Regions from separate parts of the Homo sapiens genome. Here region 1 is linked to region 2. The links are chromatin loops, found by intact Hi-C in ENCODE. Cell type or tissue: heart left ventricle. All regions are shown on one strand. Each heading gives the region's core, and the rest is flanking DNA. Links, peaks and the distances in the headings are about the cores only.

The links. Peaks named below come from ENCODE experiments on the same cell type or tissue, not always from the same donor. Only the 100,000 strongest peaks of a DNase experiment are listed, where the experiment ranks them.
Region 1: it touches region 2 in a loop (2.1-fold over the local background); 6 of 110 quality-filtered maps call a loop at or near these places.

Annotation. Positions count from the first base shown.
Region 1 is chr1:184,929,642-184,935,029 of GRCh38, reverse strand. All of the region lies in intron 1 of NIBAN1 (niban apoptosis regulator 1), which reads left to right. It overlaps LOC124904469 (a long non-coding RNA gene), which reads left to right. Exons shown (of 2, transcript XR_007066770.1): 2 at 1-5,388. Among named protein-coding and RNA genes, the nearest start is that of NIBAN1, 42 kb to the left of the region's middle. In heart left ventricle, for the core only: no CTCF peak of the experiment used is centred there; no DNase peak of the experiment used is centred there.
Region 2 is chr1:184,879,318-184,884,705 of GRCh38, reverse strand. It overlaps NIBAN1 (niban apoptosis regulator 1), which reads left to right. Exons shown (of 14, transcript NM_052966.4): 5 at 1-73. Among named protein-coding and RNA genes, the nearest start is that of NIBAN1, 92 kb to the left of the region's middle. In heart left ventricle, for the core only: no CTCF peak of the experiment used is centred there; no DNase peak of the experiment used is centred there; H3K27ac peaks cover 3,712 bases.

The DNA of each region.
Region 1 (5,388 bases), core at 246-5,245, 50 kb before region 2:
GGTGTGACCACGGCTCATTGCAGCCTTGAGCTCCCCGGCTTAAGTGATCCTCCTGTCTCAGCCTCCTGGGTAGCTGGCACTGCAGGTGCATGCCACCATGCCCGGCTAATTTTTATTTATTTATTTATTTATTTTTTGAGATGGAGTCTCTCTGTCTCCCATGCTGGAGTGCAGTGGCATGATCTTGGCTCACTGCAACCGCTGCCTCCCAGATTCAAGCGATTCTCCTGCCTCAGCCTCCTAAGTATCTGGGACTACAGTCATGCGCCACCATGCCCGGCTAACTTGTGTATTTTTAGTAGAGACAGGGTTTTACCATATTGGCCAGGCTGGTCTCAAACTCCTGACCTCGTGATCCACCCGCCTCAGCCTCCCAAAGTGCTGGGATTACAGGCGTGAGCCACTGCTAGTGGCCATTTATTTATTTTTGTAGAGATGGAGTCTTACTGTGTTGTCCAGGCTGGTCTTGAACTCCTGGCCTCAAGTGATCCTCCTACCTTGGCCTCCCAAAGTGCTGCGATTACAGGTGTGAGCCCCTGAGCCAGGTCAATTTCAACTCTTATTTTGGATTCAAGGGGTAGATGTGCAGGTTTGTTACATGGTATATTGCATAATACTGAGATTTGGGGTACAATTGATCCCATCACCCAGAGAGTAAGCATAGTATCCAATAGTTTTTTTAACACTTGCCCTCCTCCCTTCCTTCTCCCTCTAGTAGTTTCCAATGTCTATTGTTGCCATCTTTATGTCCATGAGTACTCAATGTTTACTTCCCACTTATAAGTAAGAATATGTGGTATTTGGTTTTCTGTTCCTGCATTAATTCGCTTAGGATAATGGCTTCTAGCTGCAATTATGTTGCTGCAAAGGACATAATTTTGTTACTTTTTATGGCTGCATAGTATTCCATAGTGTATATGTACCACATTTTATCCAATCCACTGTTGATGGGCACCTAGGTTGATTCCATTCTTTTATTGCCTCTTTCTTGAACCCATGATTTCCCATATGCATTCTGAGATCCCTCACAGCTCTCATCTTCCTCTTCCAACTTCCAGTAAAGGTTCGGTATGTTCCTGCTTCACACAATGTCAGGGAGGTCAGTTGGTTCTCAGACCCCCATCATTGTGAACCAGCATTGGCATTCACCAGAATACTTGGAACACAACTTTCTTATGAAACATTCTTTGAGTAGCTGCTATAAACCAGGCATTTCTATAGCGAGTGTTGAAACTTATGTTAGACTGTATAAGATTCAATTCTTGTTTTAAAATGTCATTGTAATAGAGAAAGTAAGATAACCACACAAATAATAATAAGATGAAGTGGGTGCTGCTGTAATATTGATGGAAATAGCCGCAGATACAAAAGTTGATAAAACTACATTTCATTTCCTAACAAGGCATTTGCCATGGATGTGAACTTATGAACATCAGTTTTCTTACATGCCCAGGGGTCTATGGAGGCCTTATTTGTGTATGAAGATGTGGTGTGGAGTAAATGATATAAATGCATGTGAAAGTGCCCAGCACTATCCCTGATTCATAGTAGGGGATTGGTCAGAGATTCTTAAATACCAGAGAAGGGGTTTAAAAGGAAGAAGAGATCACAGGTGGTTTGGCAGATCCAAAAGGGCTTTGCGGAAAATGTAGCAATTAAGATAGGTCAGACTGGTGGCTCCTCAGGGCAGGGACCTTCTGAATTACTTTTCCTGTCCTTAGTATTTTATAAATAGACTGTAGTGGATATATGTTGAGTGAATGGACCTTAAAGGATGGACAGGATTCTGAAAGGTTGAACTGGACTTTGAGAAAGGGCACTGCAGCAGGGGCATAGCAGGGATGGTAAGGTGTAGGTCATGCTGTCAGAATGGCAGTCTACTTTGGTGGGAGTGTAGGGAAGTAGTAGAAGTAAGAGTGAAATGTAAGTTGGGAATATTCTGTGAGTATTGAAAGTGCTTTCATTGTTAGACTGAGAGCTTGCACTTTATCTAATTACTCTTTAATTTTTGTGTCTCTAGTCAAATTTAGGAGGAGGAGATTTTTGTTATGCTTTCTGCATTATTGAGAGTTTACCATTATAATTGCCATCTGTCGTGTTTCTCTTTTTTGTCAGAAGGGTTGTAGGCAATCTTTGGCTGGGATAAACAGATAGTTTTTCTACTCACTAAAGAAAATAGATGCAGAGAGACTGGCACTAACAAGGAATAGAGAAGGAGATAGTTTTTTCTTTGCTTATGCCTAAATCTTGTCTTTGTTAAATATTATGTTATACATTATTCATAACTTTTAAGCTTTTAAAAAATCAAAATTTAAGTCAAATAAGTCAAATATACAAAAGAAAAGAATATGTGAGCCTATGACTTTCCATGTGTTCTAGACCAGGAGTTCCCAACCGCCAGGCCATGGACCAGTACCGTCTGTGGCCAGTTAGGAACCAGGCCTCATAGCAGGAGGTGAGCAGCAGATGAGCAAGCGAAGCTTCATCTGTATTTACAGCCGCTCCCCATTACTTGCATTACCACCTGAGCTCCACCTCCTGTCAGGTCAGCGGCAGCATTAGATTCTTATAGGAGCACGAACTCTACTGTGAACTGTGCATGCAGGGGATCTAAGTTCATGATCCTTATGAGAATCTAACTAATGTCTGACAATCTATCATTGTCTCCCATCACCCCCAGATGGGACCGTCTAGTTGCAGGAAAACAAGCTCAGGGCTTCCACTAATTGTACATTATGGTGAGTTGCAAAATTACTTCATTATATATTACAATGTAATAATAATAGAAATAAAGTACACAATAAGTGTAATACACTTGAATCATCCCAAAACCATCTGCCACCCCAACCCTGGTCCATGGAAAAATTGTCTTCTATGAAACTTGTTCCTGGTGCCAAGAGGTTGGGGACCACTATTCTAGATCATCTCAAGGAACATTTTTACAGCTTGAACCAGCCTTGTACATAACTCGTTTTATAATTAGATGCTATGTTTCAAATATTAGTAGCCCTGGGAGGGGTAACACTAATATTCAGAAATAGCTGGGCAGTATATGAGATATCTGGAGGAAGGGAGAACATGGAGAGGGTGCTAAAGACAAACTTGACTATAGTATTTGATGTGAACATGACCTCAGTTGAAAGTACACCACTATTTTATGTACCTTTAAGAAAAAAGTGCTGTCAATGATGTTTAATGATTGTGCTGCGCTACACATGAGTTGGTCATACTGGCTTCTTATTGCTTTGACATTTCCTGCCTTTCTTCTGGGATATTTGGCACTTTTGCCTGCCTTCTTGTATGGCTTGGCATAAGATAGACAATTCTTTGCACATGTCTGTGTAGCAAAATGCAACTCAACTTCATTTACCTTTTGTTATAGATCCTGTAAGACAACTGATTGCTGTTTGCAATAAAATACAGAATTGTGGTCATTCTTCCAAAGAAAAATATGTATTCCACTAATATCAAATTTATCCTCCAACTTCATTTCTATGCTTTTCTACTTATACAATAACTTTTTGTTTCAATGTTGAGTTACATGTAAAGACATATAAAATGGAAATGAAATTTAACACTATAAGTAAATCTTAGCTAAAGCGACAATAATATTAATGTGTATGACCAAGATTGTACACGTGCAACTACATCATGATAGCAACTAGTGGAAGCCAGTTATAAGACTGCATTGATTAAAGACATACTCACAATATAGAGAGGTTAAAATGAGGGCTGGGTGCGGTGGCTCACGCCTGTAATCCCAGCACTTTGGGAGGCCGAGGTGGGTGGATCACCTGAGGTCAGGAGTTCGAGACCAGCCTGGCCAACATGGTGAAACCCCGTCTCTACTAAAAATATAAAAACTAGCCGGGTAGGGTAGTGGGTGCCAGTAATCCCAGCTACTTGAGAGGCTGAGGCAGGAGAATTGCTTGAACCCAGAAGATGGAGGTTGCAGTGAGCCGACACAGTGCCACTGCACTCCAGCCTGGGTGACAGAGTGAGACTCAGTCTCAAAAAAAAAAAAAAAAAAAAGAAGAAGAAAAAGTGCACTTAGAAACAATGAAACACGCTCTTTTTAAAATGTGCCTGCAGACTCATCTACCTCATGCTGAAGTATTTTATCTAGCACTTAAGACTAATTGGTTGAACCACATCCCTTTATGGCTCTGGTTTTATGATGTACACTAATGTGTCATAAAACCATAATGTACATTTGGTGACCACAATCATCTTATCAAAGGGCTCTGCTGGAAGTGAGGCTGATGCATGAGCATCCATACCTTAAGCTCTGTTTTCCAAGTTGGTGGTTGTATGATTATATATAGAAGCGTCATGGTCATATTTGCCCTTGCTCCCTTCTACCCACTACGTGTACCAGTTAGGAGTTTATTTAATGGGTGTCGTATGATTTTCTTGTCTGGTTTACCTCTTGATGGTCCACATTTCATAAATCATATCTCCTCATATATACAGGAAAGCATATGTTGAAATCACTGAAATTACATAACTTGCTCCCCTTTGAATCAGTTTCCTTCTTATCACTTTGAACATGCTCATTTCAGGCATCTCTACGCTACGGAGTGTGCCCTACAAATAGAAATGTGGGAAACCTGCCAGGAGAAATTAAACTGTCAGTCTCCTCCTCTTCCAGATGAGGGTTGATAGATACATCTCTCTATGTTGTGGCAGCCTTCAATCTGAATTGAGCAGATTTCAAACATTTCTCTCAGCTGTGTACCTAGAGTTTAATCTCTGAAGACTTATTTCATTGCCGATCATTTGCAAAATGGATAGATTTGAGTCGTACCCTATCCATTTTTCTCCTGTCACTTACTGGTAAAATAAACACTGAGTAGGAAGTTGTGAAAGAGGATAAAGGAAAGCTCGGCAAACTGGATGGTCCTGAAAAGTCTGTAAGAGACACATGGAAGGTAAACAAGCTGGTTGCTTTTGTTCTGCCAGCTGAGGTCATTGGAGCATGAACAGGGAAACTTCAACTTGGAGCTGATGTCCTGATCCTTTGGAAGCTCTTTTGGGATGGAAGGGTTCTCGATTCCTGTTTTTGGTCTTACTCTTGTTACTGTCTAAGAGGGCTGTCTCTGTTCTAATCTGCTAGTTGCAGGCTTACAGTTGGTTAGATGATGAAATGTGATGTTTACAGCATCAAGCACAATGTTCAGTAGAAGTTTTGACAAATCCTCCTGCTAGAACTTCATGATAATTTGATCTATCAGATACATTTTAACAACCCTTTTGACCACACGTTAGTGGAGCTGATGCAATTAGCTAGTTCTTGTTTTATTGTTACATTAAGAAAAAAACCAAAATTTAAATTTAAATATACAACTCATGTGGTGGAGGAAAAAAGACATACTTTCAGAGGGAAAA
Region 2 (5,388 bases), core at 194-5,193:
TGCTTCCACGAGGCTGCTGACCAGAAGAGGTTTAGTGCCCTCCTGAGTGACTGCGTCAGGCATCTCAATCATGGTATGGCGCGGCTCCCCTCTCATCCCCGGGGCGGGAAGTGGGGCAGCCCTCGCTGAGTTGTTCTGGTCCATCATCTATTGCAGTGATTCTTAGAAAGAGCCACAGATGAGCCAAGTGCGGTGGCTCATGCCTGTAATCCCAGCACTTTGGGAAGCTGAGGCCAGCAAATCACAAGGTCAGGAGTTCGAGACCAGCCTGACCAATATGGTGAAATCCCATCTCTACTAAAAATACAAAAAAATATAGCTGGACGTGGTGGTGGGCACCTGTAATCCCAGCTACTTGGGAGGCTGAGGCAGGAGAATTACTTGAACCCGGGAGGCAGAGGCTGTGGTGAGCCGAGATCGCGCCACTGCACTCCAGCCCAGATGACAGTGCAAGACTCCATCTCAAAAAAAAAAAAAAAAAAAAAAAAAAGAGCCACAGATGGTGCTGCCCAGGGAAGAAGAGGGAAACAGGTAAAGGGAGAGTTCTGTGCACAAGGAGCCTCACCTGCTTGCTGGTTTTCAGGCAGGCCTGGGAGGCCCCGGTGAAGCAGAACATGGGGCAGTTATCTGGCTGCAAGTTGGGGGGTGTCACATTCTGACTGTCCTGAGTTTATTCATGTAGACCATTTTGCATATACTTCACTCTCCTTCTTCCTGATTTAAAAAAATCTAAATGCCAGCAAGAACATGCCAGTTTTCCCTGGCAAATGCTAGTCTTTTTGACATTTCCTTTTTATTTTCACCTTTATTTCTGAATAACAGTTACTCAGTTAAGATGAGTGGCACGGTCCGTGGTAATCTAGTATTTGTTTCTGGATCAGTGTTTCTTAAAACTTTAGGGCTCATAAGAATCACCAGGAGAACTTAATTAAAACACACATTCTTAGGCTTCACCCCCAGATATTCTGACTCACTGGGTACACCGTGGGGCCTGGACTTGGCTTTTCTAGCACACGGCCGAGTGGCACTGATGCTGCTGGTTCGCGAACCACCCTTGGGGTGGTGTTGCTTCAGGCCACTTTGCCTCCAGGCATGGACTTAAGCAATGTGACATCAATAGTAAAAGAGACTTCTCATTCCAATATGTGATGTTTTTGATATACTGAGGTGAATGCTGGTTTTTCTGGACTCCACAAAGTCTTCAGTTACAGATAACTGCGCTCTTTGTTCTTGGCACTTGGAAAGGCAGCCAGTCTAAGAGTACTGAGGGCTTACTCTGTGCCAGCCTCTACGTAGGTGTTAGGAAGAGAGTAATGAAGCATACAGAGTTCCTGTCTCTGGGAGTTGAAATTCAAACAGGGAGGATGGATAAACACCCACCAATTATCATTTGAAAGTTATCACAGTTAATGGGTTAAAGAGCAACGAGAGGTTACTAACTAGTGAAGAAAGGAGTGCCGAACTTTCAGCTCTCCAGGGGAGTCCTGTATGAGCAGGTGACATTTGAGCTGAGTCACCTCACCCATTGTGCCTTTATTTCCTAATATGGTTAATTTCACTGTATACTTATTTTAAAATTCAGAGGTTTCCCTGAGAGTGTCAGTCCCACAGAGTGAGAGTCACTAGTGATGCATCTCAACTAACTCTTGGTTTTAGCTGTGTATTGATGGGGACTCACGGAAAAAGATAAGGTCAGTCTGTTTTGCCACAGCAACCCTGAGTAACATTCATCATCATACTGGATCATAACTAGTTAGGAACTTTTTTAAAAAAATGATACCCTTATTAAAATCTTGCCTTGTGTTTTTGATGTTCTAGAGACAAAAAATTGCCCAGCACTGACTGCACCCTTTAGCTCATTTTCCACTACACTTGCCCGTCTGTGTTTAGGGCCTCGGTCTAGTAGGAACATGCAGTTGGCACTCAGCACAGGAACTGCGAAGTTTCACTGAGTGCAGAATGCTCCCTGCCCAGCCAAATGGGACTTACTGCATTCCCCCTTTCATGTACATAATAGGACTTTCTCTGAGGAGTTTTTGGATGTTATGTAGCCTGCATTTAGACTCCATTTATGGAAGATTTCAGCCCATTCAAAACCCCACTCTGCTCTCCAGTATGTTATCAAAGGCACCAAGATAATGAGGTCTAGTCATATTTCCTTGGTTCTGTGTCACATTCCTCTGCCCAGAAACTGTTTTATCCTCGCTGAGGCTTTATGTGGACTTAATTTGGCATAACTTCCAGTAGCTCCAGTCAGAACCAGAAGCTGTGATAACATTGTAGGGAACAGTCCTTGACTATCATGGGCCAAGGAGCAGACCTTTCTTTTCTCGCCTCTTTTTCTGTTTTTGACAGCATGATGTACCACTCATCTTTATTGTGTCACATTTTCTGTTCTAGTCTCTGCCTGTTACTCATTGTATTATTTTGAGTAAACCAGAAACAGGCTTTCACAAGCTGCCACTTAACCACTTTTTCCCATAATTACCCAAAAAGTTAAGAAATATAGTTAAAATTAGGGCTGGGATAAGGGCCAGAAACCCTGAGGTGGCTGCTGGGAGCCTGCTATCCTCTACCCGCATGCAGATGAGGAAGGGCTGTCAGCCTGCTGTGGCCATTGTTTCATTGACTCTCAGGCCACCGTGCTTCTCTGTTGAGAACCGGGTCCTAGGCATTCTAGTATCAGAGGCGTGTGAACCAGAGCAACTCCATCTTAAACAGGAGCTGGAAATGAGGCTGAAACTTACTGGGCTGCATTCCCAGATGGTTAAGGCATTCTAAGTCACAGGATGAGATAGGTCAGCACAAAATGCAGGTCATAAACACCTTGTTAATAAAACAGGTTGCAGTAAAGGAGCCAGCCCAAACCCACCAAAACTAAAATTGCAATGAGAGTGACCTCTGGTCATCCTCACTGCTACACTCCCACCAGTGCCATGACAGTTTACAAATACCATGGCAACGTCAGGAAGTTACCCTACATGGTCTAAAAAGGGGAGGCGTAAATAATCCACCCCTTGTTTAGCATATCATCAAGAAATAACCATAAAAATGGGCAACCAGCAGCCCTCTGGGCTGCTCTGTCTATGGAGCAGCCATTCTTTTATTCCTTAATAAACTTGCTTTCCCTTTGCACTGTGCACTCGCCCTGAATTCTTTCTTGCGCGAGATCCAAGAACCCTCTCTTGGGATCTGGATCGGGACCCCTTTCCTGTAACGCTAGCAGCTGATGCTAGGCATGTTGATCTCGCTTGGGGTTCCAGGACATGTCTCCTAGCACTCAAATTCCACCACAACCTAGCCCACTTGCGCCAGAAGTGTTGGGTCTGAATTTGGCTACATTTTCATGTTCATTCATTCTGAATCTAGAACCCCCTTGTCCTGCTTTTCCTTATAGGGTGGGCGTTTCCTATTTAACCCTGATGAAGGGCCTGATTATGCCCTGTTCTCCAACAGTAAGGCTAGCTCCTAAGGTAGGTAAGGGCCAGTAGAGAGCTCTATGTTTCTCCCTCCTTCAAAAGAGAGAGCAGCCTTTAGGAGCCTCAAAGATTATTTTGTATCCTAAGGAGAATAAAGGTTGTGTGTGTGTGTGTGTGTGTGTGTGCATGCTCACATGTGCACTTTCATGGGTGTTTTGCTTTTATTTAGTTTTGGCACCTCTTCATTGGGCAGGCATAAGAAAATCCCACAAGATTAATCCTTAGTAAAACATCCCACTCCACCTCACTGGACTAAATGTCAAGCCAACTGTATAGTATGATCCTAGAATAGTAGCTGCTGTCCTCTGTCCCTTTTGGAGTCACACTGTAATCCCTTGTCTCTGATCAGGGAAGGCTGTGGTTCTGAATGTCTGCTGCCACAAACTGAGACTTATATAAAGCCAAGATGTTCTGAGACAGTCCTGTTGTCCAAAATGCAATCCTATTCTTCAGAACTTTAGTTTGCAAAATACGATTGTAGTTATGGGTTATAGTTAAAGCTCCTGACAATACAGAGGGCTGAACACATGCGATATGGAATAATGATCATTATCGATGCAAGTCTGTTCTTCCAGCTCAGGATAATCATTTCTTGGCATGTAAATGTGCAGGAAGAAGAAAAAGTGTTCCTGGAGGAGGAATAGGATATGGGAGGGCCAGGAAGTAAGATAGAGTATGGACCATTAAAGGAACAGGAAGAATTTTGTGTGACTGGTGCTTAGAGAGGAGAGAGGAAGATGGGCAGGATCCATGCTATAAGGGGCTTTGTGATGCATATTAGGAACTTGGACTCTATTATAACAGCAATAGGAAGCCATTAGGATTTTAAGTAAATGAGCAACTTCATCAGATATTCACTTCAGAAAGGTCACAATGGCTGCAGTGTAGGCAGTGGATGAGAGGGTAGCATGGTGGGTGGCCAGGAGGCCACTTAAAAAGCTTTGGCTGGCAACAGATGGCAGTAGCTTGCACCAGAGTGAGGGAAGGCATTTGTCAATATCAACCCATGGTACTCAGACTAAAGGATTTGGGGGAACAGAGGAACTGGATGTTAGAAGGCAGCCATCACTGGATGAATGGTGATTCTGGAAAGGAGGTGTAATGCTGGCAAAGTTTTGTTCAACAGTGCTGTGCTAGCTTGAAGGACAGCCAGGACTGCCACTAAACAGATGCCAGTGTTCACATCGTCATGAACACAAAGAAAGAGAGGACAGTAGACTATCTGGGAAGCATGTGTGCACACGGGTTGAAAACGGTAGTATCAAAGAAAAGCCCATAGAATTTTGGTGAAAAGACCACAACAATATAAAGACACTCTGCAAATCAGTGCTTCAAGTTGGACTAGTTCAATCACTTATGACAATGGTAACATCCAACATTGCTTGTATGGAGTGAGTCAGGTGGAATGTGGAGCTATAACAGTGATTATGTGTTGGAATTGGTTACTCTGTCAGTATTACATGCCTTAAGCTCTTACCCCAGAAATCCCATGCCTTTATTAGATTTGATTTTGATACTTGCAAGTTTTAGGTGTTCAATAAATGTTGTGGAATTAAATTGAAATTTAGAACAACAAAGGACCTTACAATTCAAATCAGACAGAGCAAATCCTTTTTGGTGTGTTTATTTGAACATGATCTTCTTGCTGTGCAACACTCAGCAGCAAATCTCAGCTCTATTTTCCCCAGCTTATTGCTTCCTGGTCACCTACGAAGCAAGTTCATTACTTGAGAGACTATGCATCTAGTGTGGAGATCAATCAATTATAACTGAAAATATACAATGAATTTTAGTTTGTAATATGTGAAAACATACTTTTGAATTTTGTGGCACATGCTTATGTTTATGGACATGCACATATCTATGAGTTGGAAAATTCTAACTTTTACTTAGGCTCCTTTGGGCACTT